2 separate regions of the Homo sapiens genome follow, and region 2 is linked to region 1. The links are chromatin contacts, found by Hi-C or POLR2A ChIA-PET in ENCODE. All regions are on one chromosome and are shown on one strand. The core of a region is the stretch at or near the end of the contact, and the rest is flanking DNA. Distances in the headings are between cores, read along the strand shown.

Region 1 (4,025 bases), core at 1,382-3,881:
CTTGCTTGCTGCAGGCGGCCTGCTCCATCTTGAGGCTTGTCTGGAAAGGCGGCTTCGGCTTTCCAGTGCTTTCCAGCGCTTTCCAGCTTCTGAGATTTTGGGGGCTTTTCATTTGTTCTTGCTTTCCTGTCCTCTTTGTCAGGTGAGTTTATACCTTTCTGTTCCAAAGCAAACAGGATCGTCTGCCATGTTGAACTGGATGTCGGACAATTCTGAAATGTGTGCATGGGGCAAGGCTGTGTGTGATGATACCAGTTTCATAGGAAACACTTCGGTTTTGGTTTTGTCTTTCAAAGTCATCTTTTGTGAGCGCCTTCTAGCCGGGCTGCCAGCGGGTAACATATGATTAACACAAGTTTGGAGTCTGTCTGCAGAGCAACTTTATGAAATGCTCAGAAAGCCAGTCTCCTAAGCATAGGAGCCTGTTTGGTGGTGATGGGATGAGGAAGCAGTGGGGGCTTTGGCACCAGAGGCCTGGGCTCAAATCCTGCCTCCATCATTTAGGGGTTGGGCATCTCCATTCCCTTATCTCTGGGTGGCGAGAACTTCCTAAGTTCTTAGTGTTTGGAAGGGACCCCCTCCATAAAGTGAGGTGCCTCTTGGCCACTGCTCAGCCAGTGGGGGCTGTTCCTAACAGTTGCCTCCTCCGATTGCTGGAGTAAGAAATGACACCCTGTCTCCCATTTCTGTGGCACCCCATTCTCAACAGTGATGGTTCTGCCTGTTTTTAGTCACACACACCTGCACACTTCAAAGGACTAAAAATGGACTCAGTTTTCTTTCTTTTTTTTTCTTTTTGAGATGAAGTCTCACTCTATCACCCAGGCTGGAGTGCAGTGGCATCATCTTGGCTCACTGCAACCTCCGCCTCCTGGGTTCAAGCGATTCTTGTGCCTCAGCCTCCCAAGTAGCTGGGACTACAGGCATGTGCCACCACACCCAGCTAATTTTGTATTTTTAGTAGAGGTGGGGTTTCACCAGGCTGGTCTCAAACTCCTGACCTCAAGTGATCCTCCCACCTCAGCCTCCCGAAGTGCTGGGATGACAGGTGTGAGCCACCTCGCCCGGCCTGGACTCAATTTGGATTGCAATGCCCCACAATGGTGACCTCCCTCTTCTCTGTTAATGCATCCTCTTCCCTCTTGCTTAAAAATTTCCCCAGTGCCGTGGCATCTTACCTCCTGCTGAAGTGTGTGCTGATGCTTTGCTGGGGGCTGGACCCCGTCCCTTGGAGCCTGGCCCAGGCCCTGCCTCCCAGTGAAACCCTGGCCGCCTTTCCAACCTCAGAGGCTCTATCTCCTCCCAAACCCTGTAGCCCTTCCAGTTGCTGGTCACTGACTTCCATTAATTGGCCCGGTGGCCTTGCCTGCCAGGGGGACCATGAGGTGAGGGGCCGTGTCCTCCGAGTGGTCTCTTTCTCCAGGGTGCTGGGGACCCAAGAAATGCCTGGTCGTTTCTCATAGGTTGATAAGGAAAATGAGGCCTAGGTAGGGACAGGCAGGATTTCACCTGAATTTACAAGATGATGCAATGGAAGAGTCTTCAGTATATTTTCACGTATTTTAGAATTGAGTTACAACATTCATTTTGGTACTTTCTCTGTGTTCTCCCCATGTGTTAAAAAGCAGCTTAAGGCCGGGCGCGGTGGCTCATGCCTGTAATCCCAGCACTTTGGGAGGTCAAGGCGGGTGGATCACGAGGTCAGGAATTCCAGACCAGCCTGGCCAACATGGTGAAACCCCGTCTCTACTAAAAATACAAAAATTAGCTGGGCGCAGTGGCAGACGCCTGTAATCCCAGCTACTCGGGAGGCTGAGGCAGGGGAATCGCTTGAACCCGAGAGGCGGAGGTTGCAGTGAGCCAAGATTGTGCCATTGCACTCCAGCCTGGGCGGTAGAAGGAGTTTCCAGCTCAAAAAAAAAAAAAAAAATGCAGCTTAAGTGCTGGTTTAGCGCCTGTAATCCCAGCACGTTGGGAGGCTGAGGCGGGAGGATCACTTGAGCCCAGGAGTTTGTGACTAGCCTGGGCAACATAGCAAGAACCCGTCTGTACAAAAAATAAGAAAAATTGGCCAGGTGTGGTGGCGTGCATCTGTAGTCTCAGCTCCTTGGGGGCTGAGGCTGAAGGATCGCTTGAGTCCAGCAGGAGGTCAAGGCTGCAGTGAGCTATGATCAAGCCATTGCACTCCAGTCTGGGTGACAGAGTGAGACCCTGTCTCAAAAAAAAAAAAAAAAAAAAAAAAGGAAACAAGAAAGAAAAAAGCAGCTAAATTCTGCTGGAAGTGTGCAGTAAAGCACAAGTTTTCAGCCATCAACGCAGGGAGCCGTTAATCACGACCCATAATAACCAGAATGTTATTCCACGGTTGCGGTTTGTTTATTTCATCAGAGTTGCGTCTTCACCTATTTCCCTCCCTACTCTTAATTGTTTATCCAAGTTAGTGTTTTCCATTCTTTCACTGAAGGCTCTAAAAATGGTCCCATCAAGAAGTCTGGTAGATAATGGAAGACGAAGTGGACTTTACAGAAAGATGAATTTTCTTCCCTAGAGCTGGAAAACCCTTCAGCGTGTCATGCGTTCCCCAGCCAGGACAGACAAAGCCACGCAATCTGTTTCCTGCAGGCCCAGAGGGGAAGGCTTCCTCCTTGTGGTTAGTGACTTCAAAAGCTGTCCTCACTAGAGCAAGTCCAACTCTTCCTCTAGTTCTGATGACTTCACGGCAGCCAACTGAGCTGCTGAACGCTGTTTTTTTCTACGCAGAAACCCTCCCGACTTTCACGAGGAGTTGACAGGTTTTCCTCTTCACTCGGGCTCCCTTGTCATCGTTAAACTGAAACTGCTTTCTTGTAGCCAAATTCTGTGGTCCCTTTTCGGCCTCGGCCTCCTTGACCTCTCTGTGTCCCCACCTTGGCTCTCCCACGCCTGCCAGCCGTACCACAGGCCCCGGGTGTGAACCCTCCCTCCGCGGTCATGCAGCCACGCCTCTGCTCAAGCTGTGCCTCCTCCTGGGCGCACCCTCCCTCTCCCATCCTTCAGCCTCTGAAGTCCTGCCCAGCTCCGGTTCCTGTTTCTGTTAGGACGAGGCCCTTCAGATCCTCTCCAGCAGGTGGACTCTGTCCTGCCCCGTACCACCCGCCGCGGGCCACTTTTGGGCCTGCGCCATGTTCCTGCCCTTACCCCGCCCGGTGTTAGCGTCACGTGGGTCCTGATGTCCTCCCTCTCCCAGGCCTCTGCTTATCTGATTGGGGGCTGTGCTTGACTCTGAAACCCGGGCACCTCCTACAGGGCATTTTGCCTGTCACAGGCCTAGCATTCAATACCTATCATATTTTTGAAATATCTGCAGAAATAAAAAGAAATAACTATTTTCTTCTTCAGGAGTTAAGATGCGTGGCCACCAAGTACTTTTCAATACATAAAATATGTTTTCAGCACAGAAAGGCCTTTCACCGCTCTTACTTACATAGTCTGCTTTTGGTATGATGGGGACGGATGAAAAATGAGGACTGTAGGCCTCCGAAGTCAGCTGTTTTGAATTAAAGCAGCGCACGCTTTGAGTCAGGTGAAGCGAGGATGGGGTTTCACCCGTTGAGGATGAATTTGCTGGGTTACTTTAAACTGGAACTGTTCTTTTCAGAAATGAGTGAAGCAGGAAGGGAAAGACGGAGCTTGTCTGGCTGGGTCGGATGACCCCCTTTGCCAGGCCGTCACCCCTCTAGGTTGAGTTAGCTCAGAATAACTTAGCTGTGCTATAGCTTTGCATAATTGCAAGGAGCTTTGTTTCGTTTTATTTTGCAGGGAATTTTTTTCCCCCCTTAGCTCTTCCTCCTGGTGTATTTGTAGAAATCAGCTTCATCATGGTCATTTAACAGTAAGGGCTGGGGGTGGTGGCTCACGCCTGTAATCCCAGCACTTTGGGAGGCCGAAGTGGGAGGATCACTTGAGGTCAGGAGTTCAAGACCAGCCTGGCCAACATGGTGAAACCCCGTCTCTACTAAAAATACAAAAATTAGCCGAATGTGGTG
Region 2 (3,842 bases), core at 781-3,280, 97 kb after region 1:
ATAGCAAAACACCATCTCTACTAAAAATACAAAAAATAAGCCGGGTGTGGTGGCGCACGCCTGTGGTCCCAACCACTTGGGAGGCTGAGGTGGGAGGATTTCTTGAGCCTGGGTGGCAGAGGTTGCAGTGAGCCAAGATCATGCCACCGCACTCCAGCCTGGGTGATAGGGTGAGACACTGTCTCAAAAAAAAAAAAAATTCCTTTAGCAGCATCCTGTAGACTAATGCCATGTCTGGGAACACCAGTCCCAGGATAACTGCACTAGTTATTAAAGGCTCTATAAACTCTTGCAGAAAAGAAACCTGCTGAACATCGATCAACCCAGTACCCTTCAAAACTCATTGACTGGGCAAGTCTTTTTCCTTTTTTTTTTTTCTGGAGACAGTCTCGCTCTGTTGCCCAGGCTGGAGCGCAGTGGCATGATCTCGGCTCACTGCAAGCTCCGCCTCCAGGGTTCATGCCATTCTCCTGCCTCAGCCTCCTGAGTAGCTGGGACTACAGGCGTCCGCCACCACACCCTGGCTAATTTTTTTTTATTTTTAGTAGAGACAGGGTTTCACCGTGTTAGCCAGGATGGTCTCAATCTCCTGACCTTGTGATCCGCCCGCATCGGCCTCCCGAAGTGCTGGGATTACAGGTATGGGCCACTGCATTTTTCTTATCACCCATTCTCATTAGCCTACAGCAGGGATTGGCAAACTGTTTACTGTAAAGAACCAGATGGTAAAATACTGTAGGTTTCGGCAGGGCCATATGGTCTGTTACAAAGACTCAACTCTGCTGTAAAGTAGCCATAGATAATACAAAAATGGTGGGCGTGGCTGTATGCCGATAAAACTTTATCTAAAAAGACAATCAGGCCCATTTGAACTCCTGTCCTGTAGAGCAGTGGCTGTCAAGGTGTGGCCCAGGCCAGCAGCATCACAGGACCTGGGGACTTGTTAGAATTGCAGATTCTGACCAGGCGTAGTGGCTCACACCTATAATCCCAATACTTTGAGAGGCCAAGGTGGAAGGATTGTTTGAGGAGTTCAAGACCAGCCTGGGCAACATAGCGAGACCCCGTCTCTACAAAAAAAAATACAAAAATTAGCTAGGCGTGGTAGCATATGCCTGTATTCCCAGCTACTCAGTAGACTTGAGGATTGCTTGAGACCTGGAAGGTTGGAGCTGCAGTGAGCCGTGATTGCGCCACTGCACTCCAGCCTGGGTGACAGAGCGAGACCCTGTTTCAGTAATAAATAAATTAAAAGTACAGATTCTCGGGTCTACTCCAGACCTGCTGAATCAGAAAATACGCGGGCAGGCCCAGCCGCCTGTGCCTTCACCAGCTCTCCTGGTTAAGGCCTGAGAACCCTGCTACGGAACCCCGAGTACCTTTCAGAACATGTTGACCTCATTCGCAGGGATCAGTGGCCCTTTGTCATCTGGTCTCTGGCCAGTGTCCCTCCCTCATCTGGTGGACTTGGTACTGATGCCGAACCACCTGTGGGTTCCAAACGTGCCATTGTTTCTCCCACCCACGCATTTGCACAAATGTGGTCCTGTGTGGCTCACTCCCTTTTCTGCCGCCACCTTCTCCCCCACTGCGCCATGCTGGTCTCAGCTCGGGGCTTACCTGGTCCCAGAGGTGTGTTGGGAGGTCCCCACCCCTTGCCTCTGCCCGTTGCCTTTTCCACCCCTGCACTGGGTGTGCATAGGTGCGCAGGGCACGTGTGTGTCCTCTGCGGTCACTGACTTGATTGTCTGCCTTTCCCAGGAGGACATGGGCTCTGTCGGGACATTTTATCCGTCTGTTTACAACATGAAATAGACACCTCCGAAATGTGTGTGTGTTCCGTAAATGAAGGAGCAGAGGGACCCCTTCGGAGCATCTCAGAGGCCAGGAAGCCTGGCTTCTGGCCGCCCTGCCCGCTCCTCACGTGTGAGGGGAACTGGGGAAGTCGAGTCAGCCCGCTGGGGTTCCTGATTCTCTGCGGTTCTGGGAAGAGCTTGCAGTGGAAGGCCTCCCAGCCATTTCCTCTTCTCCCCCAACTGTGACTCACTGATTGATTAATGTTTGGAAATTGTGACTCATCTTGTTAGAGAAGGAAAAGGAAATTTTATTCTCTTCATTCTCCCTCCCTTTCAAATAAGTAATAAATAAAAAGTGGCTGATCTTCCACTTGGTGCGGTAAGAAGCATTTAAATACATTCCCGGCCCTCATAATTGGTGGCTTCTTGGAGAAAGGTACTTATTAGAAGAAAAACACTTCCCTATGTGTTGTTGTTCGGCCTTCTCGTTGATGAAATTACACGGTGAGTTGGTGAGCGAATTTACCTTGCCCCTTTTTAAAGGTATTTGTGGCAGCTCTTGTTGTAGGAATCAGGGGAGAGGAGCCACTTCTCTTTTAGTAAGAAATGCGAAGAGTGGCCTCTCCATCTTCAGAGTTTCAAAATGAGTTCACTCTGGTGGTGAGTAATGATGTCTTAAGCTGGCTTATTAAAGGCGGAGGAATAAGATGTTCTTGCTTTACCTCACGTACCAAATATAGATAAGGCGCTGGATCAGCAGAGCCTCAGGCCCGTGCCAGGACACAGTCGGGCCTGGCGATGTCTGTTTTGTCTCACGACTGGAGGGTTGAAGGGGAAGCACAGCCTTTGCTTTTAAGGGTTTTCTTCTGGGAAATCCACAAAAAAAAAAAAAGCATTTGTTCACTTCTCACGTTGTGATGTTGAAATTATGGCTTGGAGTTTTACATTTGCCTTTTAATTCTCTTTATGGGCAGCATGTCTGTATGTCTTAGGCTCTTGGTTCTGGAAGACCAAGTAAATTCAGTATCTTTTCAAATTGTAACCCTCTGGTCTGGGTAACACAGCAAGACCCCCATCTCTACAAAAAAAATTTTTTTAAGTCAGCCAGGCATGGTGGTGCACACCTGTAGTCCCAGCTACTCAGGAGGCTGAGACGGGAGGATCACCTGAGACACGAGTTTATGTGTCTGAGACGCCTGAGACAGGAGTTTATGACCATCCTGGGCAACATAACAAGAGCCCATCTCTATGACAAAATGTGAAAATTAGCCAGGTACAGTGGTGCACACGTGTAGCCCCAGCTACTTGGGAGGCTGAGGTTGGGGGATAGCCCAGGAGTTCAAGGCTGCAGTGAGCTATGATGGTGCCACTGCACTCCAGCCTGGGTGACAGAGTGAGACCCTGTCTCAACAAAATAAAATTGTAACCCAAAGTAAGGGCTCAATAAATGTTAGCCACTGTGATTATTCTATTATTCCCGTCCTCGTTGTAAATATTTGTGTGGCTTGGTGCCTAGCGTCTTTTGTAGCTGTATGTATTGCCAAGGAGAATCCCAAGGAAAAAAAGTAGAAATATGGTTAAAGCTGGCTGGGCACAGTGGCTCATGCCTATAATCCCAGCACTTTGGGAGGCCGAGGCAGGCAGATCACTTGAGTGCAGGAGTTTGAGACCAGCCAGAGCAACATAGCAAGACCCCTTCTCTACAGTGTGCTGGCATTTGCAGTGCAGCCACCATTGCCCATGGTAGCGATGAGGAAGCTGTGGCTTAGACCAACTTCCAGAATCACTGCTCTGGTCACACAGCTGCTCGCAGGTGGCATCATGAACACACCTAGTCTGACTGTTGCTTAACCACGACAAACTCCATCTCCTTCCACTTTGCCTGGCTGAGGATCGGATGCATTACATAGAAATATTTGAATTTGGAAGCTGTTGAAATACAGGTTCAGGCCAGGCATGGTGGCTCATGTGTGTAATCCCAGCACTTTGGGAAGCCGAGGCAGGCGATCACCTGAGGCCAGGAGTTCGAGACCAGCCTGGCCAACA

Evidence for each region. Hi-C counts contacts between places; a loop is a spot of excess contacts on that map. ChIA-PET counts read pairs that join two places held with the same protein, here RNA polymerase II (POLR2A). Pooled maps may share reads with other maps.
Region 2: a map of endothelial cell of umbilical vein shows a loop between it and region 1 (11-fold over the local background). The contact joins two enhancer-like sites. A Hi-C loop is called at or near these places in 6 of 168 maps with a recorded cell type or tissue (CD14-positive monocyte, MCF 10A, Right ventricle myocardium inferior and 2 more), 7 of 37 single-sample maps with no recorded cell type and 16 of 50 pooled maps. POLR2A ChIA-PET finds 5 or more read pairs at or near these places in 8 of 52 experiments (AG04449, B cell, GM12878 and 5 more).

Annotation. Positions count from the first base shown.
Region 1 is chr7:101,853,965-101,857,989 of GRCh38, forward strand. All of the region lies in intron 1 of CUX1 (cut like homeobox 1), which reads left to right. Among named protein-coding and RNA genes, the nearest start is that of CUX1, 38 kb to the left of the region's middle. RefSeq lists an enhancer at 2,958-3,087. Within about 2 kb of position 2,632, at least 40 of the 41 ENCODE cell types and tissues checked have a DNase peak (open chromatin) inside an H3K27ac peak, as active enhancers do; they include CD14-positive monocyte, GM12878, OCI-LY7 and 2 more, where a contact is called at or near this core.
Region 2 is chr7:101,951,146-101,954,987 of GRCh38, forward strand. The region is part of intron 2 of CUX1 (cut like homeobox 1); the gene reads left to right. Among named protein-coding and RNA genes, the nearest start is that of CUX1, 140 kb to the left of the region's middle. RefSeq lists enhancers at 1,173-1,699, 1,344-2,543, 1,700-2,225, 1,884-2,178. Within about 2 kb of position 2,031, at least 19 of the 41 ENCODE cell types and tissues checked have a DNase peak (open chromatin) inside an H3K27ac peak, as active enhancers do; they include CD14-positive monocyte, GM12878, OCI-LY7 and 2 more, where a contact is called at or near this core.